Regions from separate parts of the Mus musculus genome. Here region 2 is linked to region 1. Evidence: chromatin loops called from intact Hi-C (ENCODE). Cell type or tissue: heart. All regions are shown on one strand. Each heading gives the region's core, and the rest is flanking DNA. Links, peaks and the distances in the headings are about the cores only.

Evidence for each region. Peaks named below come from ENCODE experiments on the same cell type or tissue, not always from the same donor. Only the 100,000 strongest peaks of a DNase experiment are listed, where the experiment ranks them.
Region 2: a loop joins it to region 1, with 4 times the contacts of the local background. A loop is called at or near these places in 22 of 42 quality-filtered maps.

What each region holds. Positions count from the first base shown.
Region 1 is chr4:126,745,523-126,761,632 of GRCm38, forward strand. It overlaps Ncdn (neurochondrin), which reads right to left and starts at 7,907. Exons shown (of 7, transcript NM_011986.4): 1 at 7,449-7,907; 2 at 6,419-6,559; 3 at 4,363-5,331; 4 at 2,956-3,197; 5 at 1,574-1,798; 6 at 1,024-1,166. The coding sequence starts at 7,481. AU040320 (expressed sequence AU040320) reads left to right here and starts at 8,248. Exons shown (of 21, transcript NM_133886.2): 1 at 8,248-8,473; 2 at 11,377-11,546. The coding sequence starts at 11,405. In heart, for the core only: a CTCF peak has its summit at 8,465; DNase peaks (open chromatin) are centred at 4,839, 4,929, 6,959, 7,969 and 1 weaker place; H3K4me3 peaks cover 3,230 bases; H3K27ac peaks cover 3,037 bases.
Region 2 is chr4:126,833,410-126,849,519 of GRCm38, forward strand. It overlaps AU040320 (expressed sequence AU040320), which reads left to right. Exons shown (of 21, transcript NM_133886.2): 10 at 2,062-2,290; 11 at 3,226-3,349; 12 at 3,878-4,010; 13 at 6,190-6,338; 14 at 7,237-7,388; 15 at 7,697-7,835; 16 at 9,067-9,226; 17 at 12,949-13,091; 18 at 13,732-13,854; 19 at 14,368-14,458; 20 at 15,402-15,493. Among named protein-coding and RNA genes, the nearest start is that of Gm25604, 20 kb to the right of the region's middle. In heart, for the core only: a CTCF peak has its summit at 6,683 (motif pointing left); DNase peaks (open chromatin) are centred at 5,582 and 6,702.

The DNA.
Region 1 (16,110 bases), core at 3,754-11,753:
ACACTCATCAAGACCTCTAAATGGGTAAGAGGTCGGAGTGAGCCTCGTATGAAAAAAACAAGGACTTTCCTCTGGGTTTCCACAGCAGGGGCCCCAGCAGCTGGTGGCCCAGAGTCCTTCACCACGCTGAGAATGAACGAATTCGATTTCTGGCCAGAAGAGGGCGCTAAAGGGGATGGTGAATGGTAATACAACTCTGGCGCACACCTGTCATTTAGGGGCTCAGAAGCCCCCCTCTTCAGACTTTCAGGAAGCTGTTCAACTAATGAGGTAGTATTTGTGGGCGAGCCAGCACTGGATCCATAGCATGGTGACTCTCTTTGGGGGCTAAATGCAAAGGGTTCCTAGTTCAGAGCTTTGTTCCCCCCTTCCTCGGCAGGGTACCCTGCTGGGATCCCCACACAGAAAACAGGCAGCTGAGGGTATGGGCACATTACACCCTGTTCCCAGACATCTGCTCAGTTCCTCCAACCTGACAGATGGGGCACAGGGAACAGGCGGGGACAGAGGGACCCAAGCAGACACCCACGGTCAAAGTGGGAGACACTGAGGGCTGTCAGGGGCTGGAGGGGACGCCCTGCCCCCTGCGCACAGCCAGAGAGAGGGAGGACAGGGAGAAGCTGTGCAGAGAGTAGTGCTGATGTGTGTCACTGAGTGGGGTGGGGTGCTAAGTGGTAAAAACCTCAATGTACCACACACTGGGCTTGTGACTCAGGGCCTGAATGGGGGCAGCTGCACCTTGAAAATGGGGGTTTTAGAGATCCCAGGCTGCCAGAGATTCCAGGTGCCTGTGCTTGTGTCTCTGAACAGGTCTGTACTGAACTCCCACCAGGCCTTGCCTTAAAAGTCTTTAAAAGGAAGAGAATGTTAATCACTTTGGGAAGAAGGGTGGGGGTGGAGAATGGAGCAATACTGTAGAAACTGCCTCTCGATGGGAAAATTCTGCTACACCCATTTCTGAAAGCGGAGGCTTACACTCCGAACACTGCAAGTCCACTCAGATACTCTGTCCCCAAGGCTTACCTGGAGAGGTGCTAAGGAGCCGGGCCATTAGGAGCCCCAAAGTGGCCACGTTGGCAGCTAGAAGCAGTCTCCCTTGTTGCTGCACTAGTGAGGGCAGTGACGTCATCAGGGTGTTCATAAGAGATGTGAAGCAGGCATCGCGTCTGGAGAGGAAGGGAGCAGAGGATGGGGCAGGCGGAAAGTTAGCAGACTCCACCAAGCCCTTTGGAAAACCTGGCATCTGAGGTTTCTAGCTTTACCAGGCCAGGGCTTGCCAGGACTTCGTGAGGCAGGGTGAAGTGTTAACTTCTGACTTTCAACCCTGCCATCTGGGTCAGTCAGATGCCAAGTAGCTGAGCTGAGTGACGGCTGGAGCTGACAGACATGCCCTCGGATACCTGGGGGTCTGCTGCAACAAACCTTCAAGTGGCACTGGCTTTGTTTGTTCTGAAACCGGCTTATGCTAACATTCAGCCTACGGCTACAGGGAAACTAAGTCAGAGGTTGAAAACGGGTGCTAGACCCCCTCTGCTTCCCGGGATCTCCTCCCAGCCTCTCCCAAGCCCCTCACTTGATCAGCCCTGGAGCGGTGACCACCAGGTTGAGGAAGATGTGGCAACAGGTCTGAAGGCCGATCTCCACGCTGTCTGGCAGCACCGAGGTATCATGGCCCGGGGATGTGAGTTCCCACTGCTGCAGGAAGTACTTGCACAGAAGTGAGGGGGCTCCTTCCTTGATCAGAATCTCCCGGGGACCATCTTCAACAGTCAGGTGACACCAGCCGGGAAGGAGGAGCCTGACATGTGGAGACAGATGAATGTGAGGTGGGAGAGATAAGGGCAGAGCACCCTGACTGAAAAAGAACGTAGAAGTCAGGGGAGGTGGTCTCACTCCCACTGGAAGCTCAGACGTCAGAGGCGCTCACGCCCCAGCCCATGGGGCCCTGCCCCAGTTTAATTGTGGCCTATGTACTTCTCAACCCAACCTCTGAGCTCATTTACGGCAGTTTTATTTTTTAAATAATTTTTGAGGCAGGGTCTTCCTCTGCAGCCCAGAGTGACTTCAGACTCAAAGCGATCCTACCTCAGCCTCCCAAGTGCTGATCTTAAAGGTGTAAGCCAGCAAGCTCAGCCATTTTATTTTAAAAGTGTGGATGCAATTTCTTTTTTTTTTTTTTTTTTTTTTTTTTGATTTTTCAAGACAGGGTTTCTCTGTGTAACCCTGGCTGTCCTGGAACTCACTCTGTAGACCAGGCTGGCCTTGAACTCAGAAATCCGCCTGCCTCTGCCCTCCCGAGTGCTGGGATTAAAGGCGTGCGCCACCACGCCCGGCTAAATTCTGTTTTTAATAAAAATCTGGGCATCACCCAGGGGTGTGTGTGTGTGTGTGTGTGTGTGTGTGTGTATCTGTGCCTGTATACGTTAATTCCAGCACTTGGGAGGCAGAGGCAGCAGATCTCTGTGAGGCTGAGTTGAAGCCAGCCTGTTCTATACAGTAAGTTCCAGGACAGCCAGGGCTACTTGATAAGACCCTGATTTGGTTTTGTTTTTTTAAATTTGAGATGGCAAGCAGTATGGGGACAGTTCAGGAGTTCTGTGGGAAGAAACCCCTAAAGCAAACAAATAAAAAATGATCCTAAGGAGACACTCATGACATCAGGAGCCCAGGTTAGGGGAAAGAGGGCATCCCTATCTGACCCTTTTCTTCCATCCATCCATCCATCCATCCATCCATCCATCCATCTAATTTCTCTCTTTTTTTGGGACAGGGCCATGCTATGTTGACATAGCCTTGGAGGAACTGGTGCTTTCTATGTAGCCCAAATAGGTCTTGAACTCTCAGAACTTCCTGCCTCAGCCTCCTAACTGCTGGGATTACAGGCATGTGCCACCAATCCTGGAAACCCTTTTCTTTGGAATGGTCTGGCTGGACAACCCGTAACCATAAACTCACCGGAGAGCATCCCCTGGCCATGAAGGCCCTGGTGTAGTAGGAGAGATGGCCAAGTTGGCCACCTGCTGCGAAATGTCACTGGCCTCCTCAGCCTCCTCATAGAGTGTCTTGGCATATCGGACAAGGAAGGGCAGCAGTTGGCACACCTCCTTACGCAGGGATGAGGTCTCCTCCGCCAGCCAGGCACCCAGGATCCGCACCGAGGCAAACACAAAGGGCTCTTTCTGCTTCTCTGGCCCCACCTGTGGTCACAAGACCCCAGTGAAACAGAGCTGAACCAGGTACCCTCCTCTGCCTGCCAGTAACAGAACTCAAGGGAAATCTTGGCCTGTGGGCCCATTACTTGTGGGCACCGAGGGCCGGTGAAATGGATGGCTCAGTGGGTACATGAAAACCTAAGTTTGATTCCTGGGAATCACAGCGTGAAGGGAGAGACCTGACTAGCTCTCCAAACTCCACATGTGTGCTGTGGCATGCAGGCATCGTCCTTCCACCACGTCTAAGAAATAGATAAACATAACTTAAGGGGGTGGGGGCAACAAGCCTACCTCTACCCAAAAACCTAGCACATGGGAGGGATTCACCCCACAGGGGCTGGTCACCTAGTGGGACCTCAGTGTGGACAATGGAATCAAGTGGGTCTCAGACAGTATGTCTAGTGCTTAAAGACTCAAGTCACATACTCCTAACTGTACCGCTAAGGTAGCTGGGGAGCCAGAGGAAACGTAACATTTCCTTAGAGAGGCTCTGAATTGAGGCAGGGAAGGGAAAAAGACTTGCTATCAAGTAGTGAGAGGTCACCCATGTTTTGGTTTAAATCAGAAAATAAAATCAGAGCTTAGCATGAGTTGTTGGACATAAGGCTGGTGAGTCCAGTGGCTGAAGCAGGCCATTAAAGAGACCAATCGCACCTGACTCCTAAGGGGGCAGAAGAGGTGGCCTTGCAAATACAGAGAGTAAAGGACATGGGAGGGGGAAACAGATTCAGCAGAAACTCCAGAGGCAGGAACCAGGCCACTCCCCGTCCCCCCCCCCCATCCTTCTCCTGCATCCTACAAGTTTACTTGGAAGACATGTAAATACGTAGCCAGGCTGATATGTGAGACAATGCTTTAGCGTGAGCAGAACAGTCTGCTTCGACTTGGTGTGTGATGTGTAGAGTGTGTGTACTGGAGAGTATATGTGAGTGGGAGGTTTCTGTGTTGTGTGTGTGTGTGTGCTGTGATCAGAGAGCACATATGGTGTGTGGTATGGTGCTTGTGTGGAGGCCCACGGCAGGGAGGGAGAGGGAAGGAGGCTCGGCCACACACTACTCCTAGAGCGCTTGCTACCAGTACCAGCCAGCATGTACAGCTATGCTATCTCCCATCACACTCGTACGTCCTCTGCGGGCCAGTGGATCCTTACCTGCAGCAGGTAGTGGATGACAGCGCCAATGGCCTCTTTCATAATGCTCACGAGCTGAACCTTCTGTGGCTCCTTAAGCAGGGACTGCTCACAGCGGGTGCACTCCTGGATCCCCAATTCCATAAGGGCATAGCAGGCTGTTACCACGTCTTCTTTCACCTCTGTGCCTGTCTCCTCGAGAGCCAGCCGTACCTCCACGCACGCTAGATTCACGAGCAGGGCCAGAAACTTGCTCCCAGAGCTGCCCACTGGGATCCAGTCGGAGCCGCAGGCATGAGCCAGGCGGGCTGCCAGCTTCAGTGCAGGGTTGCGCTGCCAGGAGCTCAACTTGCTTCCTAGGATTCGTGCCAGCCCAGCCTGCAGATCTCGGTGGCATTCAGGGGGCACAGTTGTTGGGGGCAGAAAAAGGGGCAGCAGCTGGCAGAGCTCAAACTTGCTGGCATCTTCGGCTCTTTGGAAATCCTCACTGAGGCCTCGCAACACAGCCAGCAGGTCGGGCTCCGCCTCCTTCCAGCACTGTGTCTCTGCAGCAGCCAGCAGCCCCACCAAGAGTGCCAGAGCCTGGTCAAAGCCGTAGCCATGCCCCAGGTACGCCTGGCACAGGGCAGACACGGTGCCACCAGCAATGAGGTGCCGGGGCCCTCGGGGTGTGCCCGCAACAGCTGTCAGGCACTGGTAGGTGTCATCGATCATGGAGCGGCGGGCAGCATCATCAGGGTCCCCCCGGGCTGTAAGGAATGTGCTAAGGATGGGGATCTTGTTCAGGACCTGGGGATGGCTGGCTAGTTCAGGGTCGCTGCAGAAACAGGCCAGCAGGGCCACGCCCAGGGCCCGGAGAACGTGGTCAGGGCAGCCATCAGGTGCCTCCTTAGTGGTCAGGAGTCGGTTGGGAAAGGTGAACCCAACGGCATCAAAGATCCTACGTCGGGTTTTGGCATCAATGTCACCTGCTTTGACTGCCTTCGTTACCTGGGGGGGGGGAGGGGGGGGAGGGTAATACACTATCAGCAGAGTGAGAAGAATTGTAGCAAAGACTGTCCCTACCCTGTTCCCTGGGCACTGCAGGAATGGGTTACGCAATGGGATCCATTCTGGGGTCATCTGGTCCAGCTCCTCCTTCCTCCTTGGAGACAAGACAGGTGTGACCTCTGGTATCCCTATCATGTCTGATTGCCTCATGGAAAGGAGTTTGTCCAGTGGCCCTTCACTACACATCTGGGCAAACGGTCATCACCTGGCCAGCTGAGGAGTGCCTCCTGGTCTCTAATCCATTAATCCATATGCCTAAGACCTGGGAGGCAAGGGGCTTCAGAACTCAAATCCTCTAAGGATTCAGGGTCCTTCCCTAAGGACTTCTCTCCAGAGAAGTCTCTGATCCATTTCCGACACCTTCTCACGGGAAATGGCTCCTGTGTCTCGTTGCTCCGCATGTCAAAACATTTCCCCTTACGTTTCGCCTAAACACCTCCTCTGCTGCAGTGTGAGCCCTTGACTCCAGAGCCTTCTCCCTGTTGCCATGGCAAACAAGCAACTGCTGCACTCCCTCCTCCCTTCACCCCCCACACACCAACTCATCCCCCCCCTCCCACCCCAAGCACTGCAGCTCCTGCTTTGCTGTCCCCAGCTTGGGTTCCTCTAGCAGACTAAGACCCTTTACTTTTGACATACTGATCATCACTCTGGTCATCTCTCAGAACCTCTTGCTAGTTACTCCCCATCCTGTTACTCTCTCAGGTCGAGGAAAAGCTACCCCGGCCCACAAGTACTCTGCACTAGTTACAACCTGCTGCTGTTACCCTATGAGTCAGCTCCCATCTGCTCCGGGACGCCCCAAAAAGCAAATCCAGGCAGCCTCCTCCGTGGTCCCATGCCACAGTCTTATTCACCCCTCTTCTCCCCTTCCCCCATTCTCAAGAGAACAGAGTACAAAGGTAGAGGTCTCAGGCCTTTTTTGGTACCTCCGGGTTGCCAATACCACTTAGATACCCCTGGAGACTTGCTGACCCCATTCTTTGGGGGCCCTCCTGACCAGCCCTCCCACCTTCCAGGTCCTTACTAGCAGCAGGGCTGCAAACTGCTCGCTGTCATTCTTGGCCTCACGGAGGGCTCCCAGGTAGCGCTCCAGGGTGGGGTTTCGGCTCTCTGCCTGGTTCAGAGCTGGCTCACAATCCGAGGCCATGATGCCCGCCTTGCCCAACTGTGAACACAAGAGGGACTGAGCATCCCTCTGCAGAGGAGGGGCGGGGGCGGGGGTGGAAGTGGAGGATGTAGGGAGGGATTAGCACAGAGGGAGGGGGGGTGGATTTGGAAGGGTGGCTTCCTCATGACTGACCTCCCTTGGGGGAGCCCCTTTAAGAGGCTGGACCTACAAATTCTTTAGGATGAAGAAGGGACCCTGGTCCAAGGTCACCTCCAGAAAAGTGGGATATGAGGACCATGCATGCCGCTGCTCAGCTGGACAGCTTTCCTCACCAGTCTAGAAGTGGGAAGGAGCTGGCCCAACTGCTCAGCAGCCCCTGGCACCAGACACCGGGTTTTATCTCTCTCCAGGAGGCACACGAGGAGTGAGCGGTGAGGACAGACAGGGAGGAATGCAGACAGACACGGGTCAAGTTCGATTATCCGGACTCACGCCGACAAGGAAGAAAAGGACATTCTAGGGTTCCTTTCCCCTCCCTTCTTCAGAGAAAGTAGACTGGCTTCAGCAGGAGTGAGAAGGCAAGCTCTCCAGAGAAGGCTTTGAAGACTCCCCTGTGGACCCACCCCTCCAGCCAGGGCTCTTAATCGCCCCCGCAGCCTCCTTGCCTTCTCTTCTTTCCCTCCCTCGGGCAGAGGCTGCAGAGGCTGCAGAGGCTGCAAGAGCAGGAGCTGCAGCTGCTGCTGCAGCAGCAGCAACATTAACCCCTTGTGCTCCCTGTACTCTCCCTGTCCGTCCCGCTAACAGCCTGTGGGTGCCGGCACTGGCTGGAGAAGGAAAGAGGGGTCGGGTGGCTCTCAGGATAACAGAATCCAAAAGCCGGATAATCGAAGCGGGGCTGCAGTGATGGAGAGATGAGAAGGGGAGAAGGGATCCTGGCGGTCACCACCTGTCCCGCCGCAGCCAGGTCACAACACGACATTGATGAAGTCGAACGACAGGGCAGCGATGAGATCACACTTCACGATGGCGCGGTGATGTCACGGAGAGATCACAGCGAAATCACGACATGAAGGGGACAGCCCCCAAATATGATAGGGCAAATTTAAAAAAATATATAGGTAGATAGATAAATACTGAAAGGGGTTGTGACAAAATGGAGTCTCGACAGGGTACGGTGATGTCGAGATATGGCACGATGGAGTCGCGATAGGGTCCCTGGGGAGTCTCGGCATCGATCAGCGCCGGTTCGGAGAGGCTCCGGCTGAGATGCAGGGGAGGGCTTGAAGGGGGCTGAGCTCACCAGGCTGCGGCCCCGAGCGGCGAAGTCTTTCTCCGGGCGCGATGCTCCGGGAGCCTGGGGCTGCTGCTCACGCCGCGTTGCCCACTCTTGGCTCCAGGCTGCTACAGCTCCACCCCCACCCCCGCATCGCTCTCGACCAATCGGCGCTGGGCTCACTCCGCACTCTGACCAATGGCACAGCAGGGCGCTAAGCAGTAGGGGGGCGCCTCCGGTGCGGCCATCTTGCTTGTGGGCAATTGCCCGAGTCTGGGGCCTGAGTGCTCGAGCTAAGGAGGAAAGGTGCGGGCCGCCCCGCAAGGGCTCGCGGCCAAAGGCTGAGGGCCCGGACGTCCTCGCTTGTGCGTAGCTCTCCCCTCAGCGCCGCCCCTCCTCCCACTTTTGGGCTCGCGGCTGGAATTGCGCTTCCGGAGGGTGGGGGCAGGAGGACTGGCTCAGCGTGAAGAGTATGTTTCCGGGTTGAGCCCCGGGAGGTGGGAAGGAGGCGGCGTTTCCGGCCGCGGTCGCTGTCCAGGGAGGCTGAGGCAAGAGGGAGCTGTCCGGGTGGGGAGCCAGCACTTCCTTCTTCCTCCTCTGCGTGAGGGGAGAGAAGGTTGGGGGTCCCCGAGCCCATGGATCGGGAGGAGGCGGAGGCCGCCGAGAGCCGGCACCCCTCTATGTGGCCCTGAGCCCCGGTAGGTGGCCGGGGCGGCTGACTGCCAGGCCGAGGACCAGGAGCTCAGGGGAGGGGCAGAGGCGGGACGGGCGATGCCTCGGGTACGCTGGTCCGGCGTTGGGACCCGGAGATGGCGCTCCTGGCTGGGACAGGACAAATCTGCTGCTTCTAGCCTTGCAGGTGCCAGAGTCCCAATCTGAACCCCTCCGCTTTGGGACTCAGGCCTGGTCAGGCAGCTCCCTCTATTCCCTGACATATGGGCAGACCAGGCTGAGGCACTGCGGTCCTTATGATACTCTCGACCTCTGCAGCCTCGTCCCGAGTTGCTGTCTCTGGTGTTTGATGATCTTCCCATCGAGATTAAAAGAAAAGAAAAGGGAAAAAAAAAAGTTGATACAGAATAAAGGGGGCGGGGCTGGGCTCGTTGGCGAAAACCTTCCTCCTTGAGAATTTTGACAATTATGCCCCTTAGAGGGTCCTGCGGTGGCTGCAGTGAGCACAAAAAGCGAACTGAAGGAAGTCAAAGTAGAAGACCTCAGGCGGGGTTCCAGGAATGCTTTGCCTGGTCTCATCTCACGGTGGTTGTGCCCAACTGACAATAGAAGCTGTTAAAGCTCCTTAGCTGACTCTCCTTGTGCTATCTTGTGATTAACAGACTGGAAACTAGGAACAAATTGGAAAGACGACCTCCTAGAACAATCTGTTCATTTTTCCAGCTATTTGGAAAACAGTGTTTGCAAATATAAGCAAAGCTATTCATGCAGTCTGTTCTGTAACTTTCTCAAACATCTAGGACTTTTTTCTTTCTTTCTTTCTTTCTTTCTTTCTTAAAGCTTTATTCTTGATTACTCACACCCGTTGAATAGACCGGCTCTGTCGTTATTCAAACATATCTTATCGCTGTGTATATAAATGGAGTTCCACGTATGTAGCTGACAGACTGAACTATGATACATTCCCCATCAACCTGAAGTATTAAGTAAACATTACCCCCTGCTGTATCTGAACAGCTGCTGCAACAGCGTGCTTTTATTTCGGGTGTACTTGTAACGCCCTAAATGCCAGAACTACCGGGAGCTTTTCTAGATTTTCATTTGTCGAGTATTGTGGGGGTGTGTGTGTTCTCTCCCTGGGTTGCTACCCTTTGATTTGATAACAAACATTTTGGGTCTTAGCAGTGTTTTGTCGTTCCTGCCTCTGGTCAGCAAGCCTTTAACTGGACCCTAGCAGTGATTTGTGCCCATAGGCAATTGTAGGTTTGAGCCGAGTAAATGGCTAGGAGTGCAAATGAGATTAGCTCTGCCTCTCCCATGCACTTGTAACCAGTTTGCTAGTCCAATGGTATTTATTACTCCTGTTTTCAAAGCCTTCTCCTTTCTTTTTTGCTTTTCCCACCCACGTGCCAAGATATTGATGACAGGTGTTGAGTCACCTTTAGTTTTAAATCCTTTTGTGGTAGGCAGAAACGAGAACACACTCACGAACACACACACATACACTCTCTCAGCTCCATCCTGGGAGGCTAGCGAAGTTTCCGAGTATAGCTTCTTAGGCTACACCTCATGATCTTTTCAATGTGTTTGTGGCCTACACACCTCTTTTCTGACCCATGTGCCCTAATGTACAATTACGGGAAAACTAGACTAGGAAAGGGTAGAAGAGAGTGAGAGAGATAAGAGTCCATTCGGTGCCTATGGCTCAGAGAAAGGCATTACCTCAATTTGGAGTTTTATGTTTGCCTCTTCATTTCTTGGCATTGGCATTGAAATCCATTCCAGACAATGCTGGTCTTTTTGTATGCTGGCTGGAAGTGAGGGTTAGGGTTGCCAGTCTGTGCTATTTACCAGCTGTGGGTGACAGCTTCGTATTTATCATTTCTTTCATCAGAAGATTTCTAATTGTGTTTGTTTGGAGGCAGGGTTTTTCTGTAGCCCCAGCTGTTCTGAAACTGTAGACCAGGCGGGCCTTGAACTCACAGAGATCTGCCTGTCTCTGCCTCCCCAGTGCTGGGGTTAGAGTTATGCATCACCACTGCCAGCACAAGATTTTTTTTTTTTTTTTTTTGAGACAGTGTCTCATTATATTCTCTAGGCTGACCTTGAAGTCCTGGATTTAAACAGTTCTACCTTAGCCTTCCAAGTAGCTAGGACTTCAGGTACGAGATACCATGCCTAGTCAACAGATTTTTGAATTGTTTCTTAGAACCCTGTCAACAACTCATCTTGATATATATATATATCGTTCCTCTTTCTTCTCCCCTCCATCCTACAGCCACTAGATTACAGAGTAGCCAGCACAGTGCCTAAGTCAAACATATGGGGAGAAGTATACAAGTACTTAAGACAGGAATTGCAAATGACTTGGATCAGGCAGATAATGTAAAAGTGTAAATTGATGTGAAAGTGTGACCTGGGTAGATTTGTAAGATAGGGATGGTGGGGGTGGGAGCAAACAGGGCAACGCGCTTGCTGTGCCTAAAGAGAATCACCTTGAAAAACTATACTGCAAGGCTGGGCAGTATAATCAGAATTAGTTAGAGGAAGTCCAACCTCTTCATAGATAACGAAGTACTTTGGTCAAAATCACAGAGCAGTTAGTAGAAGCTGAAGGGGGAAATCAGACCTGCCTTCCCAGGTTGGTGCTCTTTCCCGTTCTCTCACAGACGTTAGCTTAGACAACAATGGGATACAAAAATCACTTTAACAGCAGATTCACTTTATATATCCTTGCTCTGTTGTTACGCTGATAATTATAGGCTCTGCTGAAGCTCAAGCTGAAAATTTACTGGCAGGGATGAACATTGAAAGACACACTTGAAATTTCTCTTTCTTCTGATCTGTCACATTTTTCTAGCATTCCACATTTCCAGGAATCAATTATTAATTGCTTGGCATATAATTTCTTCTCTTTCTGTCTTTCTAGTGTACTGGTTCCGCCTCTCTGGAAGGCCATGGAGAAGAGACTGGGAGTCAAGCCAAGTCCCGCTTCCTGGGTTTTGCCAGGATATTGTTGGCAGACATCAGTGAAGCTGCCGAGAAGCCTGTACCTGCTTTACAGTTTCTTCTGCTTCAGCGTTCTGTGGTTGTCAACAGGTACCATATCTGAGATTTAAGATGTAACCTCTTCCACCCTGCACCCCCTCAAACAATCAGTATCCTGACTATTATGAGTTTGTTTTAAAGACCTACTAGGAGGTAGAAAAGCCATCTGCTGACATAAATGGCCATCATTTTGGTGGGTGTTTACTTGTTGGGTTTGTTTTTGTTTGTTTGTTTGCTTGCTTGCTTGCTTGCTTATTTTTCCTGAGACTGGTTTTTGGAGTGTGTGTGTGTGTGTGTGTGTGTGTGTGTGTGTCCTGGAGCTCAGAGATTCAGCTGCCTCTGCCTCTGCCTCTGCCTCTGCCTCTGCCTCTGCCTCTGCCTCTGCCTCTGCCTCTGCCTCTGCCTCTGCCTCTGCCTCTGCCTCTGCCTCTGCCTCTGCCTCTGCCTCTGCCTCTGCCTCTGCCTCTGCCTCTGCCTCTGCCTCTGCCTCTGCCTCTGCCTCTCTGCCTCTGCCTCTGCCTCTGCCTCTGCCTCTGCCTCTGCCTCTCTGCCTCTGCCTCTGCCTCTGCCTCTGCCTCTGCCTCTGCCTCTGCCTCTGCCTCGAGTGCCACCATACCCTGCTTTGTTTGTTTTGGAATCAAGATATGAATTGGATTTTTTTCTCATACAGGAGAATTGGTATTCAGTTGGCCATTTTATAAAGGTAGATTGACAAATTAAAACAAAACAAATATTCAGAATTGGATAGACTGGGGTCCTGGAGCTGGACGTTAATGACTGAGGCACATTCCCTAAAGTCTATCTTTTTAAGTAGGATCTGGCTGTGTAGCCCAGGCTGGCTCTGACCTCATGATCCCCTTGCCCTGCTGTTCTAATCTTAGCTCTGCCTCCTAGCTTGACTTGAGAGATGATATAGTAAAAGCATGGAGTGAATGCTGGGTGGCCATGCCTGTTTAGTAAGGGATGTTTGACTTTCTTACCTAGAGGAATGCACACTTCATTTTGTCTTTTGTTTTTGAGAAAGGGTGTCACTGTGTTATCCCTGACTGGTATAGAACTGGATATATAGACTAGGCTGGCTATAAACTCACAGTGATCTGCCAGCTTCTGTCTCCTGAGTGTTAAGATTGAAGGTATGAGCTACCATGTCTGGTGGATTCTTACTACTTTAACAAATTCATTTATTATAATTTGAAAGGGCTGCACATGCCTGCAACGATGGTCTGTGTGTGTAGCTCAGAAGACAGCTTTGTGAAACCAATTCTCTCCTTCCACCTTCGTGTGGATTCTGAGGATTAGACTCAGGTGGTCAGGCTTGCTCAGCTGAGACATCTCACTGGCTCCAAACACTTCGTTGTTGTTTTTAATAGAAGAGAGCCACGTTGATGGACTTGTCAGAGTCAACTGTCCTTCTGAAGACCATTTTACCTGCTTAGAGCCTCTTGCCAGGCATCAGTGCCAAGAAGGCTAAATGCCAAAAGCCAAATTTAAAAATACGCTCGGACCCTGTCTTTACATTTATCATTCTTTTGCTGACATAATATGGAGTGTGAGGAAGCAGCCTTTAAGGACTTCTGAGTGTGCCCTTATTCTGGACAAAGACCAAAAGCCTGCTGCAGAGACGACTGTCATGGCTGATTATGCAGCTTGTGCTCTGACAGCTACAAAGATTTCTGTTGTTGACATGATCTTGAGAATCAAGTAATTACTGTATTTAGCAATTTTCGCAGCACTGACTGTGGGTTTTTGCTGTCTTACAGTAGCTGATGATTGCATGATTATAGTGGTGGAGGTTGCAGTACGTAGAAAGCTGACCCAAATATTTATTTTTAAATAAAATGATGCTTTGTTGGCTAATTCTGGGCATCATTTTATGTGAGATAATTTTAATTAATTAATTAATTAATTAATTTAGTACTGTCACATCAGGAAAATCACTTCTTTGAAAGTGTACTTACCATATACCAGACTTGTAGGAACATTGCATAACTTTTCACTTAATTTTTGTGATAATCCTGAAATAGATTACACTCATTGTATTAATAAGGAAATTGAGACCCAGAGAAGCAAAGTTACTTGGCTAGAGTCAAATAGAGAGAACAGGGCAGAGCAGGACCCTAACTCAGCCTGTTTGCTGTTAGGCTTGTTTTCTTCCGTTCCACCATGGTTCCTTCTGACCATTGGTGATTCTTGGACCAAAGTTTTTTTTTTGTTGTTGTTGTTTTTTTTTTCCACAGAACCTTGATATGAAACTGGTTATTGGAAAGAATCAGTGTTCAGGGGGAGGACTACAAAGTCTCAAAAATTCTGAGTCTTTCTGTATTTTTCCCTTATACTTGGTTACAAGTAGAATTGTGGGAATTTCAAATTTAGATAAGAAATTATTTTTAATCTATCCTGATGAAGATTAACCGAAAATATCTAGGGGCTTTGGATATAGGCTGGTGGTAGAACACTTGACTAGTATGTGAAAGGCACTGGGTTCAACTCCACACTGCAAACAGAGCAAAGAAGACATAGTGCTACTAAGGGAGATCTGTTGCCCTCGGTCAGTGCTAGAAGATGTGAATGGAAAACAGCTTGGCATAAGTGTCAGGAGATCTAAAAAAGCTCATACCCCTTGACTTACTTCCCCTTTTAAGAGGTTTAGGGCTGGAGAGGCGGCTCAGTGGTTAAGAGCACAGGCTGCTCTTTCTGAGGACCCAGGTTTGTTTGCTAGAACCCATATGGTGGCTCACAACCCTCTGTAATTTCACTTGTCCCCACAAGTGAAAATCCAACTCTCTATTTTGACCTCTGCAGGTAACCAGTCATACAAGTGGCCCACATATATACATGCAAACAAAACAAATGCACATACAATTATAAAAAAATAAAGAGTTGTTTTTGGTGTGGGAATTGAGAGGAACTGGAGAGGTGACTCAGTGGCTAAGAACATTAGTTGCTCTTGCAGAGGACCCGGGTTTGGTCAGGTGGCCAGCTTCTGGAGTCTGAGGGCACCTTACGTGTATGTGTGCATATTGACATACATAAATAAAAATAGTTTATCTTAGACACATAGTGACCTTGGCTTTAATATGTTGGTGTTTGTGTGTATGTATATGATATAAATGTATATGTATATGTATGTATAGCTCAAGAGCTAGGCATGGTGATTCAGGCCTGTAATATAATCCTTTTGTTTTTGTTTCTGTTTTTTTGTGTTTTGAAACAGGGTCTCTGGAGATAGCCCTGGCTATCCTAGAACTTAATATATAGACCAGGCTGGCTCTGAACTCACAGAGATCTACCTGCCTCTGTCTCCTAATGCTGGGACTAAAGGTGTGTGCCACTACATCTGTCTCTTTAATGTAATCTCTTAACAGAAGACTCCTATAAATTTCAGGCCAGACTGACCACAGAATGAAGTCTTGTCTCAGAAAACCAAAAGATTGGGCCAGAGAGATAGATACTTGCTGGCAAGCCTGACAGTCCTTGAAACTACATGATGGATGTAGAGAACTGACTTACAAGCTGACTTTAGCCTACACACACACACACACACACACACACACACACACACAGTGGCACATGTGCACATACATACATACTATAACATATGTGTGTGTGTGTGTATATATATATATATATACACACACACACACACACATACACTATGGTATGTGTACATACACACACACTGGATTACACACACACACACTATGGCATATGTGCACCCACATACATACATATATGCACAAACAAAATAAGTAAATGCAAAAACAGAAACAAAAGAAGTTTGTCTTAAGTACATCTTTAGACAGTTGTTAGAAATAGGGACAATCATCGACACTTGTTTATTTTGTACTTTGAAACATTGCCATCTCCTGCCCAGTGACCCCCGCAGTAATGTTTTTACGTATTTATGTGATAGTGTCATAATTACTTTCAGCTGTCAATTTGGCACAAAACCAGAATCACCCAGGAAGAGAGACCCTCAACTAAACAATTATGTTTGTCAGATTGTCCTATGGCTACCCAGAGAAGGATTTTCTTCATTGCTAACTGATATAGAAGAGGCCTGCCCACTGTGGGTGGTGCCATCCCTAGGCAGGTGGGCCTGAGCTGCACAGGGAAAGTAGTTGAGAAAACTGGAGGTAGCAAGCCAGGCAGCGGCTCTCCTCCTTGGTTTCTGCTTTGGGTTCCTGCCTAGGCTTCCCTTGCTGATGGGCTGTAACTTGTAAGCTGAGATAAATCCTTCCCTCCCCAAGTTGCTTTTGATCATGGTGTTTTTGTTTGTTTGTTTGTAAAAAGATTTTATTTATTATTTATTTTATATGTAAGTACACTGTCGCTGTCTTCAGACACCCCAGAAGAGATTCAGTTATCATTACAGATGGTTGTGAGCCACCATGTGGTTGCTGAGATTTGAACTCAGAACCTTCAGAAGAGCAGTCAGTGCTCTTAACCGCTGAGCCATCTCTCCAGCCCCGATCATGGTGTTTTTTATCACAGCAACAGAAAAGAAACTAGGACAGATACTACCCTACTTTAGAAGAATAAGTATATGGGGAGATATCCTACACAAATAGTAAAAGCAAGATAAATAACTACATGCTTACTACAGTTCTAATGG
Region 2 (16,110 bases), core at 2,766-10,765, 87 kb after region 1:
GAGGTCTATAAAGTAGACGGCACTCCAACAGATTAAGAAGGGCATTCAAAGAATAGTATTTACTATTTGAAGATTGTGTGTGTGTGTGTGAGAGAGAGACACACACACACACACACATACACGGTGCCTGTCCTCCATGGGTTACTGAGTTCTAGATGCTGTTGGTCACACGGAGTTGACATCATAGCACAGCCCTTCCGTACGTGTGCCCTTCCTTGGTGGCATTCTCACTGGCTCTTAAAGTACAAGAGGGGGCAGTGGTCTACAGTGCAGCCTGGGGCCCTCTCATTGGCTTGAATGGGAATTTTGAGTGATGTCTACCTTAAGTTTCTTAGAACTTTCCCTCTTAACATAGAATTTACCCTGGGCTAAGTTGATACTTTTTAAAAATAACGACAAAATTGGACATAGTGGCACAGACCTGTAACCACAGCACTTGGGAGACTGAAGCAGGGACCTCATACTGAGCTAAATAGCAAGTCCAGCTCAAAACAAAACAAAACAAAACCCCAATACCAAACCAACCAAACAAAGCCAAAGGTGACAGGAATGACCACTATTTTTGGAACATGTACTGTGTGCAAAGTGTTTTTCTGATTTCTTATCTCATTTAATCCTTTAAACAGGAATTCTAGTTATTCTCATTTTACAGATTTGGTAATTTTGGCAGAAGGTTAAGTAGCTTGCCCAAGGTCACACAGTGGTCTGCCTTCAGAGTCTGAGCTCTTCACCACGTGGTAACCTACGATGTGGGATAGATGGGGGTAGGAAGTGACGCTTTTTTAAATCTATGATATGATGAGATTGGGCTTTTGATTCTGTTTGATCTTCTCACTCTTGCTTTTGCGCGGCATTAGTTTGCCCTAGCCCTGCAGCCAGGTGCTGTTCTCTAAGGTCTCTGAGGGCCCCCCAAGGACCATCCCAGAATAGTCAGAAACAACAGCAATGGCCCATGTGACTGTAGTGCGTCAACAGTCACAGACCTGTGAGAAGTCAGGGCCTGGGGGAAGAGGCTGAGTCCCATGATCCTTTTGTCCAATACTTGAGCCTGTTTAAGAGTCCAAGCATCTATGCCTTCTTATAAAGGCTACAATACCCAGAATGCCCTACAGACCACAGGTAAGACTGGAAGGAAGCTCCACAGGTGTCTGGCTATGTCTGAGGCTGCTGGTGAGATTTAAACAAACTGCATGTCTTTTCAAAGCTTTTCTGTCAGCAAAATGGAAGGATCCCAACTTCCCTGCTCCCTTATGCTCACATTCTGAGGTGGTGTGAGAAGCTTTAGGCTGTTCAGCCGGAAGGCATCGTCTAGGTGGAAGTCTGCTCTTATAAACCCGGCTTCTCCCTGCACATACTGTGGGCATGCTGCGTAGGAGCATTCCTTGCCACCTCAAGCTCCCACCTTTCTGGAACGCGTCTTCGTGGTCTGTCCCAGAGCTCTGTGCCCAGCGTGTCCACGCCCATTTTTGTGCTTCAGCATGGCTGAAACAGAACAAGGGTGGAGAGCCTGCTGCAGGCAGCGTGGTGTGCTGTCTGTGAGCTCTGTAGGAATGGAGGCCAGGGATTATTCCTCCCTAAGAATGGGCTTCTGAGCAGGCTAAGGTGTTTGCCTGTAATCCTGGCACTCCGGAGACAGAAACAGAGGCAGACAGATCTCTGTGAGTTCGAGGCCAGCCAGGGTTTCTGGGCTTTGGTATCCATGATATACTCTGCAATGTTTGAACATGCCTCAGCAAGTGGATAGACACAGGCAGCAGCACAAACTGCTGCTAGCATATAGGACCTGGGTTACAAATCCTGAAGCCACTGCTGTCAAGCTGTGATCTCTTCCTGTGGGTGTGGAGAACACGAAGGTTAGACTTTCCAGAGCCTTTGTGGTCGTTCAGTTAGATAGAAAGCATCTGGGACTTCGCCTGGTTCACAGGAAAGCCTCAGTCACCTTCAGCGCTAACATTAATGTGCTTCTGCAGCAGGATGGGTAGGAGGGAAACTCCTGCCGCCTTGGGGTTGCTCGGTCCTGATGTTCAGTCCTCCTCCCTACTAACTCTTCTCTCCCAACAGCTTAACTGTTGTCGACTCTGACGGGGCTACCAACTCCACCACTGCAAGCCTGACTGTGAACAAAGCTGTGGACTACCCTCCCGTGGCCAATGCAGGCCCCAACCAAGTGATCACCCTGCCTCAGAACTCCATCACCCTCTTTGGAAACCAGAGCACGGATGACCACGGCATCACCAGCTATGAGTGGTCGCTCAGCCCGAGCAGCAAAGGGAAGGTGGTGGAGATGCAGGTAGGAGGGCGCACCATACCTCCTCTCTCAGGGGACAGGGAGGCTCTGATTCCATCAACTGCTCAGGCTTTCTCTGCCCCATTTTATTCTCAAAGTCAGGCTTGTGCATTTAGATTTTTAAAATCCCCAAACAAATTCAGAAATTTGCTGGTTAGTGAAAGTTTTAGACCTCTGATTATCAGATTACCTGAAACTTTTAGTATTAGGAGGCTAGGTAAGAAATTTGTCTCTTATGGGTGACCCAACCCAGAGAGTCACACCACACAGATGCCACCAGCGTGCAAACCTCCCTAAGCTCACTGGTAGATCATCTAGCTACAAGATGCCCTCCCCAGAAGTCTGTGAAATAGACAGGGCACTTAAACAAGTAGAGTAACCTGGGCGGCTATGGCGAGTAGGGACCTGTTGCTTCCTGGGTCCTGCTGCTATCACACAGAGAGATGGTCTTAGTGTTAGTTGACAGTCTTGCTAAGAGCAGACAGAAATGAGATTTTGGGGTGGAATTTCCCACCATTCAGCACGACAGGCCAAGCAAAATGCCTTCAAGCAGAACTCAGCCCTAGGCCACCAGGTTTTGCTGTTAGAAAGCTCCTGTGTTGCAGGCTTTCCTCCAGTTATTTATAATGTTCCTTCTGACAGGCCGGAAGGGCTCTGTACCTTCAGGTGTCTAGAGGCATGACACAAAGCATGTTTTACCTGGCTTTAGTTCATGTGTTTTGATAGGTTTCTCTGCTGCCACAGAATCTATAGAAATTCTTAATAGTACAATGTCTCACGCTGTTCTGTTAATGGTCATTCGTTGTGCTGACCAGGGACACACCCCCAGTACCAAGTTAGTTTTAAAGACCTGGCTGAAGTATTTCTTCCCGAGTGAGTACTGTGTGCATTGCTGTGATCCTGGGAGTCGTTTCCCATGCCTGAATTTCTGCATGTAGGGAGTTAGAACGCCAGCCCTGCAGCTGTCCGCAATGCAAGAAGGAGACTATACCTACCAGCTCACAGTGACTGACACCGCAGGACAACAGGCCACCGCCCAAGTGACTGTGATTGTGCAGCCTGGTAAGCTCCTCCCCAGGATCCTGCCAGCCCTGGGGCCACAGGCTGGAGTTCTGGGCTGCAGGCCAGAGAAGTGGAAGGCAGGCAGTCGCCCCTCAGAGCCTGAGAGTCACCCCACCCGGCTCTCACCCTTTGCCTTACAAGACTTCTGAGCTTTAGTGTGTGTCCTTGCCTTGCAAGTTACTGTGTGATGGTGAGGGCCTGGGAGATGGCGTCACCATCATACCAAATGCTACTTGGTTTTAAAGGGTTGTTGCAAAGCCCTCAATGCCTAGAAAACTGTGTCTACCTCTTCTTAGCCCACTGCATTAGATTTCAGAGGTAGTGAGCTGTAAAAACTTCAAAATTGTTTGACATGATTCAGTTTCATTTTTTACTGTGAGTCCCCTGATGGCATCCATCTCTCCCACATATCTTGTAATGCTCTGGGCTAAGAGGCAGAGTTCCCATGGCTACCAGAGCAGATGCCCCAATGGATCCTCTCCTCTGCCACCTGGAGTGCTGCTTTTGATGGCTGCATCTTTGTCCTAGAGAACAACAAGCCTCCTCAGGCAGATGCAGGCCCAGACAAAGAGCTGACCCTGCCCGTGGACAGCACAACCCTGGACGGCAGCAAGAGCACAGATGACCAGAGAGTCGTCTCTTACCTTTGGGAGCAGAGTCGGTGAGTGTCGATGCCATCTGGGCAGAGTTTCCAGCCATGGAGCAGCAGGGTTTATTTGCTTTTGAGAGTTGACTCATTCTTACTAGTCTCTCCCGGAGAGTGAGAAAGAAAGGTTTACAATCCCAAGGTTCTACTCTTTTTTTTTTTTTTTTTTTTTCGAGACAGGGTTTCTCTGTGTAGCTGTAGCTGTCCTGGAACTCACTCTGTAGACCAGACTGGCCTCAAACTCAGAAATCCGCCTGCCTCTGCCTCCCAAGTGCTGGGATTAAAGGCGTGCGCCACCACGCCCAGCTGACTCTTTTTTTTAAAGATTTATTTATCTTATGTATGTGAGTGCACTGTAACTGTCTTCAGACCAACCAAAAGAGTTCATCAGATCCCATTACAGATGCGGTTGCTGGGAACTGAACTCAGGACCTCTGGAAGAGGGCTCAATGCTCTTAACCGCTGAGCCATTTCTCTAGCCCCTAAGGTTCAACTCTTAAGAAAGATTTTCTGATTTTTTTTAAAAGAGAGAATGTATATCATCAGTTAGCCCCACTGTGTGAGCTTGGGCTTTTGCAGGCACCACCCATCTGCTAAATGCATAGTTTCGTTACACTTGAGAGGCAGGTTGGAAGGTAATGGAGCAGAAAGATACCATTGTTCAAAATTGACTAGTAAGGCTAACTGAGGAGTGGGCAGGCAGCTCCTGAGAGGAACTGAACCTTCATCAGCAAAGCAAAGCAAAGCAGAGCAGAGCAGAGCAGAGCAGAGCAGAGCAGAGCAAAGCAAAGCAAAGCAAAGCAAAGCAAAGCAAAGCAAAGCAAAGCAAAAAGCAAAGCATGCCTGTGTTACTGCTCTTCAGAGACTTTGGTTTTCAGTTAAGTTAGCCAAAGATCAAAGACTGCAGCCAAAAATTACTCTTTTTAAGTTGTAATTACCTATTTGAGCTATTCCTGATTGTACAATTTCTTTCAGCTTTTATGAACCATAGAAAATGGAATTTAACTTGTATCCAGAGTTCTGCATGAACTGAAGGGATTCTAGGGAAGCTGAAAACATTCTCCAGTTCCAAAACAGCAGCCACAAAGACAGGCTGGGTTTACCCCTAACACATATGTGTACACACACACGCACACACGCACACGCACACACACACACACACACACACAAACACACACACACACAGAGAGAGAGAGAGAGAGAGAGTGAGATCTTATTACAGCATTGGAGGTGGGTGGGGAAGGGTTTTAATATCTACTTAGGAAGTCCGTGTTAGGCAGTAGACATCCTTTTCCTCAGCTGCCCTGGAGAGCTGGGTCTCCCTTAGCTGATGTGTTTTTCTTGTAGCTGTTTATTGTAAGCAGACCTGATGAGCCCCCAAGCAGAGGCTCAGCAGTGGCTGCAGTGTAAATAGTGCTTAGTGGAGCTTCCTAGATGAGACTGATTCAGGAGAAGCCGCTGGGGTCAGAGGTAATAAGTTTCAAAAGCAGAGCTAGGAGCTGGAAGCTTTCTCTGGGTGTCCTTAGTTGGAAGGATGCGTGGGTGTGCAGGGCTCTGGATGTGTGCAGCCCTTGCCTGTGTGCTGGCCAGAAGCCTGCTGCAGGCCGCTGTGCTGAGACTCAGTGCGAAGGAGGCAGGATGTAGTTAGTGTCCTGGTGTTTTGTGGCGCTGTCCAAGGGCTAGAGGAGTCTGCGATATGGAGAGAAGATGGCTTCATCCTGAGAGGTCCTTGGCCCCCTTGGCCTGCATCCTTCCCTGACTTCTCTCCAGGGTGGGCTGAAGGGCGGCTCAGGGCTGTGGATAAGAAGTGCAGTGTGCTGCTTTGCTAGCACACTAGCTACGGGGCCAGAAACGCTTTTCAGAAGCCTCATCCTAGAGCCCCCTATTGATCCCAGAGCTGCTCAGAGGACTTACTGCTTATATAAGCCAGAATAATAAGGGTGGAATGCTCTAGAAGCTCATATAAAAGACAAGCCGAGATGTGCTTGACAGCTGAGGAGTGGAATTTTCTGACCAGAAGTAGCCTGTGTTTTAGGACCAAGTGATACTTTCCAAACGGAATATTTTTAAACATTTCCTGTCAGGGTTTGGGAAACAATTGTTCCTGTCTCAGTTGAGGTAATAATTGTTCTTCCTGCTGCCAGGGGAGCAGCAGACAGGTACGACTCCGCCCTCTGATTACTCTCTCGTCTAGGGGACCTGACGGGGTGCAGCTGGAGAATGCCAACAGCAGTGTCGCCACTGTGACTGGGCTGCAAGTCGGGACTTATGTATTCACCTTGACTGTCAAAGATGAGAGGAACCTACAGAGCCAGAGCTCCGTTAATGTCATTGTCAAAGAAGGTGCGTCTTGCTGTGGGCATGTGCAGCAGCCTAGTGGGTCTATCTATTCCTGGGATAGCCCAGGAGTCCGCCCTGTCTTATGTGGTACAGGATTGATTTAGAGGCAAATAGGAAAAGCAGTCTCCGGGAAGGGAGCTTTGAGAGTGGCTGCTGATTCTAAAGCCCCTTTCCCTTCCCGCTGGCCCCAGCCCCACGCCGCCTTCCTGCTCTTCCTTCTTACATGAAATGGAAAGCACTGACAGCTATTTGCTTTGCATTTTGCTTTTGCCTCTATGCTAAGTCCTTGGGCTTCTGTGACTCTCTGATAGCTACAGTGACACCTGCTGGCAGGAGCTGGGATGGCGGCTGCACTGCAGCCTCTGGCCAACATCTATCTGCCTTGTCCTCTTGGCTTCACAGGGTCTGGGGAGGACTTGGGAGAGGCCATGGACTGGTAGTAGAAAAGTCACCTCGTCAGCGGGTGACATCCAAACAGAATTGTGCTGACTAAGCTGAGGAACACCCTGGCAAGACGACCTTCCATGCCATAGAGTCTGTGGGGCCGCAGCTTAGAGGGGTCACACTCTTCTTTTTCTTATGAAGCACAAGGAGAGAAGACACACCAAGAGTAGCGCTTGAAAGGAGGTTATGCTGTTAACTAGCAAAGCCTGAGCCTCTGGTTCTAAGCACCCTGGTCTTCATTTCTAGTCACTAAATTCCTTTAAAGTGGAGACCTGCTGTAGAGCCACAGGAGGGAGGCATGCTGTCCCCTCTGCGTGGCTTTTGCTCTGCACTCTTGGATAAGCACTAACAGCTCCCTATTCGAGGTGCTCTCTGTGCTGAGCTCCTCAGCAGCTCTGCACGTGAAGCCTTGCTTTCCCAGAATGTCACATTATGTCGTTGATGTCTCCTTGGTTAGAAATAAACAAACCGCCAGTAGCCAAGATCGCTGGGAACGTGGTGGTGACCTTGCCCACGAGCACAGCTGAGCTGGATGGCTCGAGGTCCTCAGATGACAAGGGGATAGTCAGCTACCTGTGGACTCGAGATGAGACGAGCCCAGCCGCAGGGGTGAGTGAGTGTGTCAGGATGTGACGGGGCAGGGGGGAGGTGAAGAGGGGGTTCCTACCCTCCAGGATCTTTTTTAGCCATGCAGGCCCCGATATCAGACTGAGATTGTGCTCTGGAGTCAGGGAGGCCTTCCCGTGGGTCATTCTACAACTGCTGTGCTCAGGGGCTTGGCTCTCCTGACCCTAGGAGCTGTGGCGGGCAGTGCGGTGACTGTCCACCAGCAGAGCTGTGTGGCTCAAGCAATAGCTAACTCCAAGAAAGGGGTGGCGTTCTGTCCCAGAGCACAGCCATGTCGTTCCCGCCCCCAGGAGGTGCTGAATCACTCTGACCACCACCCTGTCCTCTTCCTCTCCAACCTGGTGGAGGGGACCTACACGTTTCACCTGAAAGTGACAGATGCAAAGGGCGAGAGCGACACAGACCGGACGACAGTGGAAGTGAAGCCTGGTGAGCCCCGCCTGCAAGGCCTCCATCCCAGAGAGGGCAGGCTTGCCCCGAGCCATACAGCAGTGTGTCAGGCAGGCAGAGCCTGGGCCCAGCACCTGCTCCTTTGTGCATGACCGACCAGGGTTCCATGGGAAGTTGAGCACAGCAATAGCGTGAGTCATGATGTCTCATCAGCATGGAGATGCAGAAAACAGTTTATTTTTGTAAGTTGACCCTCAGGCTTTATCTGAAAATCCAGGGAAGGTGAGGCGATGTCGGCACACTTCTCAGGGTTTCAGCAATAAATGTCCTCCTTAAACAGAAGCTTGTTTTTGTGGTAGGGAAGGGTGGGAGTGGGCAGGACTGATGGGCCCTAGGTCAGTCTCAGGCATGGCCTCTATCTTGGGAAGGGTCCTGGGAAGACAGTCAGCCCTTGCCTTGCCTCTAGGAAGGATAGTGGCTGAGACACACTGGGTCTCATCTGTGTTCAAAATCAGGCTACAGATAGTGCACCCTGACTCTCTTCCACTCAAGGTTTCCTGAGCAACTTATAGTTGCTTCAGATCTGGCCAGCAAGCGTAGCCATATCCAGGTGCTAGAGGCTAACAATATGGCGCTGGGGCTCAGCGGTTAAGAGCACTGGCTGCTCTTCCAGAGGTCCTGAGTTCAATTCCCAGCACCCAGGTAGCAGCTCACAACTGTCTGTGGCTCCAGTACCTTCACACAGACACACAGACATATATTCGCACAGCCAAAACACCAATAAAGTAAAATTAAAAATAAAACAAAACAAAACATTATGGTGCTCAAGCTATCTCTTGACTTCCTGGACTTTCCCTGCTAGGATGGCTGGGGTGGGGGTGGGGAGAAGGCGTGCACAGAGGGGTGTCTCTCATATTTATAAACAAAGTACAGCATGTCCCTGGCTCAGGGGACACATAGATGGAGAGTTTAGCTGTGCCTGTCAGTGTCAGATAGGGCTGGTGACGCAAAGACCACCGTGTCTTACCTCCCCTGAGGCTCCCTGGCCTGTGCCTCATCCTGGCACTTTGTGTGACAGTTCTCAGGGTAATGGGAAGCCTTAAACCAGCTCCCATGGCTCTGCTAGGAGTAAACTCCTCTTTGTTCCCACTTGAGGGACATCTAACTGCTGCCACCATTTCCCCTTCTGTGCCAAAGCAAACACAGCGACAGGCAGGTCTGTTTTAACTCGCCCACTTCTGAAGCCATGACTGATCCTCCTGTTTTCCAGACCCCAGGAAAAGCAACCTAGTGGAGATCATCTTGGATGTGAACGTCAGTCAGCTGACTGAGAGGCTGAAGGGGATGCTCATCCGCCAGATTGGGGTCCTCCTGGGGGTGCTGGATTCCGACATCATTGTGCAAAAGATTCAGCCGTACACGGAGCAGAGGTAGTCGGATAATGAATGTGGGGACCATAGGAAGGCCTTGGGGTTCTCAGGCTTCCCAGGGGAGCAGCAGTGGGCCAGGCTGAGGAGGCGCTCCAACCAGGAGCTCCAACCAGGAGCTGCTCAGGAGTGCATCCTGCCAGTCAGGCCGTGGTCATGTAATAGATGCTCAGACAGGCTCGGGAAGAGGGGCGGAAGAGATCCCGTGTGTCAGCTCTAGTCTGGGATGGAGAGAAGTATGTTTATGATCTCACTGCAGAGCAGGGGCCACTGTGTGGCCGTAAAGAAACAGCTAGAGCAGTTAGTTCTCCCAGGAGGGCTGGAGGAGGTGTGCCCAGAAGTAAAGGTTGCCTTACCCAGCCTATGAGAACTAAAGGGTTGAGAAGGGAGCGTGTGGGCAGTGGGCCCCCCTAAGTGCAAGCAGGATGTGCTCAGAGGTGCAACCGGGGAGACTGGGAGACTTGCATACAAAGGAGCTCAAGTTAGTTAGTTTGAAAAGCAAGGCAATCCCTGCTGAGATTTGCTTTCAGGGAGGTGAGTGGTGTGGAAGCTAAGAAGGGTGGGGTTTTAGGGGAGCAGTTGGGAGTTTCTGGGTGTGTCCAGCAGCAACAAGATGAGAGCCCTCATTTAGCTCTTGGTGAGAAGGAATGAGAAGGAGCCATGGGGGCAGTGCTGTGCCCGAGGAGGGCGGTGCTGTGCCTGGGTCAGCACCTGTGAGATGAGGTGACTGGGGCTGGACAGTGATTCAGCCTGCGAACTAATATTAGGGATGACAAGGAACTCACACTTGACTATTGAATTCAGGGTGACTTTTTCCTCATGTAGCCCAGGGTGGCATTGAACCCTTGAACCTCCTGCCTCCAGACCTTCTTTTTTTTTTTTTTAAGATTTACTTATTATATATAATAATAAATATATATTATACAGTGAAGACACTGTAGCTGTCTTCGGACACACCAGAAGAGGGCATCAGATCCCATTACAGATGGTTGTGAGCCACCATGTGGCGTGGGATTTGAACTCAGGACTACTGGAAGAGCAGTCAGTTCTTTTAACTGCTGAGCCATCTATCTCTCCAGCCCTTCTGAGAGACAGGGTTATTGGAGGAGGGAAGAAGTGGCCATGGAATTTGGGAGTTGGAGGGGCTGCCAGCAGTGCGGTGAAAACACAAAACTAGCCCAAGGAGAGTGCCACATAGACTGCCAAAAAGACAGTGCTACCATCTGAGAGCACAGAATTGGAAGCTGGGGCTGAAGAGGTGGCTCAGAGCAAGCACTGATGCGGGAAGAAGGTGGAGGCTGGATATAGACGTACCCTTTTAGTTTGTTGTTTGGTTTTTGTTTTACTTTTTGAGACAGGGTTTCTCTGTATAGCCCTGGCTATACTGGAATTCACTCTGTAGACCAGGCTGGCCTCAAACTCACAGAGATCCTCCTGTCTCTGTAGGAGGTGAGGGGTGGCAGATGGGAGCAGCTCCAGGGAGGGACACTAACTTTGAGCAGCTTTGGAATCAGAGCTGAAGCTGGGGCATCCTGGGCAAGCAGTTACCCCAGCCTCACGTGACAGTCACCTGGGGGTTTAGGGAGCCAACTGGGGCCCAGGCCTCATCCGAAGAGACTGTGACTCAGGTAGGGTAGGGCTGGACCTCTCAGGGTGCAAGCTTTCTGTGAGTCTGCTGTGTCACTAGGACACTGTTTTAACTTCTCATACATATGCACGTGTCTGTGAGTGTAGCTGCCTGCAGGGGCCGAGGTACTAGATCCCCTGGAGCCCGAGTTACACAGTAGTGAGCCACCTCCCTCATGGGTGCTGGGAGTCTAACTTCTCCGCAAGAGCCATGCGAGTTCTTAACCACCTTGCCAGACTTAGGACTCTTTTCTTGAAAAACAAAACAAAACAAAACAAAACAAAACAACCAAACCAAAACCTCACCACCACCAACAACAAAAAGAATGCTGTGTCCATGGCTAGGGAGCACCCTGGGCAAACAGCTGGTAGGTTGATCACGGTGTTGGGAGCTGACTAGGTAGGAGCACCCGTGCCATCAGTGCAGGGAGGGACACCTGGTGTGGGTGGGGAGCTCCTCTTTTGAGGGACATGTGCACTGCAGAGAGAAACAGGGCCGTCCTCACCTACCCCACTGGTAGGTGCCCACCAGGGAAGTGTGACGACTGCCTATCACCTGTGGAAGCTCTAGCACCTAGTTTATAGCATTGCTGTTGGGGGTTAAATATGACAATGTGGGCCCAAGAGGTGGCTCAGTAGACAAAGGAGATTGACGCTAAGCCTGATGACCTGGGTTCAGTTCCTGGGATTCACATGGTGGAGAGAGAGAATCAGCTTCCATAAGTTGCCTCTTGAGCTCCACACACAGTCACATACAAATAAGTGTAGTAAAAAATTTTAATACAATGTCTGTGTGAATCTATAATACATAGTACTTGACCAGTGATGGTTTGTTTGTCTGCTTTTATTTCATTTTGAGACAGGGTCTCACTATGTAGCCCCCACTGACCTATAATGTGCTATGTAGACTAGACCTCAGAGAGGTCCACCCGCCTCACCCTCAAGGGCTAGGATTAAAAGTGTGCATCACCTCCCTGGCTAGCTGATCGGTGGGTATTACCAGAAGTTTATTTTGAAACTTGATGGCTTGTGGCATCTCTGGAAGATTTGGGGTCTATGATCTTGGTACATTTTTGCTGCTATGACTTAGTAGAGATTGGTATTGTGGGAGAGGGGGTAAAGATGGCAGCGCTACTGGTAAAGGCAGAAATAAAATCTTTACCGGTGGATCACAGGAGGAAATGGTAATTAATGAATTCCCATCTTTTATTGTAAAGGCTAGGGTCTGGAGTTTGCAGGACCCATTGTTAGCTTTAAGTCAAGGACAGGACAGCTCAACTTTACATCATACGTGGAAGGTGCCGCTGTACTTTGGCATAGCTTGTCCTGGAAGCAGCTGGTCAGGGCCCCTGGGATACTTGGGACCCTCAGCTGTCCTGCATACTGATGAGTCAGTATCTTGGTTGTATCTAGAATCCATGTGGCCCAATGACTGGGAAGGTTTGCTTTATGGTACTAAGGGGCAGGCCCTCAGAGAGATTGAAATTAAGGCAGAGGGAGCAGTCACAAGTTCAAACAACAGGTAGAAAGCAAATGGATTCTGGGCTTGGAGTGATGTCATTTCAAACCAGCAGCCCCGCTGTGTAGGGCCTGCCCTTTTGCTATCACAGAATTCAGTGTTTGGTTTACAGATAATCTTTCCAGCATTGACATTCACAAAGCAATGACATGCTTTGCGTGTGACCGGTTACAAACCCAGGTGCCTGGCTGTTTTAGCTTGCAAAGGCTGATAGCAGGGATGGAGGCACAGCCAGACCCTATTCTCCCTGCTCCTGCTGACTGTTTGGACGGCAGCCTCCTGCAATCAGAGTATCTTTTAAAAAGGAGTAAGCGTTAGGGTCCTGGGTAACAGATGGGGAATCTGGCTCTGCTCCTTGGGGCCCTCTCTGTGTTGTCCTCTGTAACATGAAGATAGGACAGAACCCCTTTCTTGCTGGCCTGCTGTGGCAGTGCATGTCACCAAAGGCTGAGTACTATGTCTGTCACAGACACAGGGTGAGTTGAAGATGTGGCTAGGGCTGCTACCATGCACACTGACGCTGCTGTCTGTCTCTGTGTGGACCGTGTAAGCACACTGACGCTGTTGTCTGTCTCTGCAGCACCAAGATGTTGTTTTTTGTTCAGAACGACCCTCCCCACCAGCTCTTCAAAGGCCATGAGGTGGCAGCCATGCTCAAGAGCGAGCTGCAGAAGCAGAAGGCTGACTTCCTCATCTTCAGAGCCCTGGAAATCAGCACAGTCAGTAAGTTGTGGGCTGTGAGCACAGCTCCTACAAACATTCCCATGGGGACTCACCCCGGGGCCCACAGGGGAACTGTGAGCCTGGTAAGAAAATAACTGGATCTTTATTTTATCCAGCCTTCTAATTCACCATCGCCCTAAGATTTGAAGGCAGGCAGCATTAATAAAGCTGAGACTCTGAGGCTGAAGAACTGACAGTTGGCCTCGTGGCATGGTGGGAGGATGGTCCCTCAGCGCAGCCTCAGTCAGCTGCTGTTGGGTCCACTGCAGGCCTCTTCCATAAGGTTTTCATACATACGTCTAATTTAGAAAATGTGAGCTCTTATAGATTTCACACCTAGTCTGGTAATATTTCATGTATTGTTTCTGGAATGACGTCACTCTGTGGTGGAGGCATGCAGGGCTGAGCATCACTGGTAATATTTCATGCATTGTTTCTGGAATGACGTCACTCTGTGGTGGAGGCATGCAGGGTTGAGCATCACTGGTTCAGACAGCAAAGGAGACTCGTTGGAGCTGTTTGACCAGGGTCTTGTACCCGCCTGTCACATGAAGCCAACATGCGGGACCTCATTTTCATGAGCCCTTGAAGCTGGCTGTCCCCTGCTTGCTAACTTTTACGACTTTTCTGCCACCTTCAGCATGTCAGCTGAACTGTTCTGACCATGGCCACTGTGACTCATTCACCAAGCGCTGTGTCTGTGACCCGTTTTGGATGGAGAATTTCATCAAGGTGCAGCTGAGGGATGGAGACAGCAACTGTGGTGAGTGAGGGAGGGAGTGGTGTTGTGCCAGCCTGGCTGCAGTGTGGCTGTGCTGAGGGGGCAGGAGCTGGAGGCAGCCTAGAGCAGAGGACTCGTCCTTCCTCCACACTTACTGAGCCTTAGCAGAGGGTTCTGCAGCGTTCAGAGCAGCTGCACACCCTAGCCTGGGGACCGTGTGCCGCCAGACAGGCCTCTGTCTCTCTGCAGTGCCTGCATGCCGGGCCTCATGGGAACCCACATTCCCCATCTTAAAGGTGCACATCTTTAATCCCAGCACCTGAAAGGCAGAAGCAGGCAGATTTCTGAGTTCAAGGCTGGCCTGGTCTACATACAGAGCAAGTTCCAGGACAGCAGTGCTACGTAGAGAGGCCATGTCTTGAGGGGGGAAAAAGATGTATCCTTGCATACTGCAAAGTGCTCAGAGTCCCTCTGGGAGACTGGCATTCTAGAAGCTTACAGGCTTCCTCCCCAGTGCGGGGCAGCCTCTCATGTACCCCCACCTTTCCTTTGCAGAATGGAGCGTGCTCTACGTCATCATTGCCTCCTTTGTCATTGTTGTTGCCTTGGGGATCCTGTCATGGACTACAATCTGCTGCTGCAAGAGGCAAGAAGATGGGGTAGTGACGTGGGGTGGGGGTGGGGGCAGGGGTAAGATGAATTCTTTGAAGTCCATCTGGCTTCATGTCACAGGATTTTTTCCATGAGGTGTCTGGCGTCTTTCTTATAGGATTTCACTGGGCTCCCAGTCACTGTGGTGGGGTTGACCACCCCAAGGCCTGCAGCAGAAAATTCTCATTACCAATGCCAGAGGGCACAAGCCCTCACTTAAGGGGTGTCACTGTAGAGATTTGCAAGGTGGGGACCCTGGTGGGGTGTGGTTGGGTGCACATCCTCTGAAGTGCTATGGCCCAGCCTCATACCTGGACACAGGAGAGTTTCACACACTTACAGCTGAGTTCATAAGGGGTTGTTCTAGTTTGTTTCTTTGTTTTTATTTGCAACAGCCTAACTAGCTGTGTACTTTCTTCTATGTTACATTTATTGCGTGCTTTTCACTATTAAACATGATTTCAAAAGAAGGGCATAGTTCAGGGGTAAAACATTTGCCTGGCTCATACAAGAGGTGATAGTTACTGATCCAAAAGTATGGCCTTGTATGCCCCAACACTCAGAAAGCTTTAGCCTTTATACCTCCAACATCCTTCTCCCAATTCATGGATGAGGAACCCAGGCTCAGTATATTCATACCATCTGTCTGAGAGCAGTTTGAAGCAGGGCTTGGATGGAACCTGACGTATGACCTCCTTTAAAAGTTAGAAAAGTAGAGTTAAAAAAAAATCCCCAGTAGCCACAGCTAAGCCATCAGCAGCTCCGGGTTGCATGGCCTCTCTCCCTCCCCCTCCAGCCCAGCGTTTGTTTCTGAGGTTCTGCCTGCTCTGGCTGAGAGGTGAGGAGAGGCGGCTATGCTGGGGTAGGCCCTCATGCCCTCACTCCCTCACGTGCCTCACAAACCTTCCTGAGCAGAGATGGGTTTGTGGTTTTTTTAGGCAAAAAGGAAAACCCAAGAGGAAAAGCAGATACAAGATCCTGGATGCCACAGATCAGGAGAGCCTGGAGCTGAAACCAACCTCCCGAGCAGGTACGACTGTGGGAGCTGGCACTGAGGCCACAGAGCCCTGTCACCATGTTCCTTATAACTCCATGCTCCTTCGCCTGCTCCGTTACTTCTAGTTCAGTGGCCCTGTGGTCAATGTCAGCGGCTTCCCTGCAGAGACCTGATCAGAACTCTCTCCTCTGGCCTTCCTTCCCCCACCCATCGCTCTCTGTCTCAGGGCATCCACTTTCCTGCTGCCTGCAGGGTTAAAGCCATCCTACGGTTTTGTATTTAGGGAGGCTGTGGGGAAGACAGGCCCGAGACCCTCTGCCCTCAGAGGAGGACAAGCAGCCAGGCTCTGCACCTCCTCAGCTCCACTGTGAGCACTGGGCCTGAGGTGAGCCCAAGCTATACTCCTCCCCAAGAACAACCCTGTGTGCACCCAGCTTCTGCCAGGTCAGAGGGAGGCCTCAGCACTTTACCCTGTCCATGTTTCCTTCCTAATGCTCCCCCCCCCCCTTGTTGCCAGGCCTCTGTGAGCTGTTGTGGCTTTTTGCTTTCAGGGAGCATCCTTCTTGTTCATCTCCAATCTTTTCAGATCAGGTTCTGCTGCTTCATGTCCAGAGCGTTGTTCCTCATCCCTGTTTAGTGTCTCAGAGTCA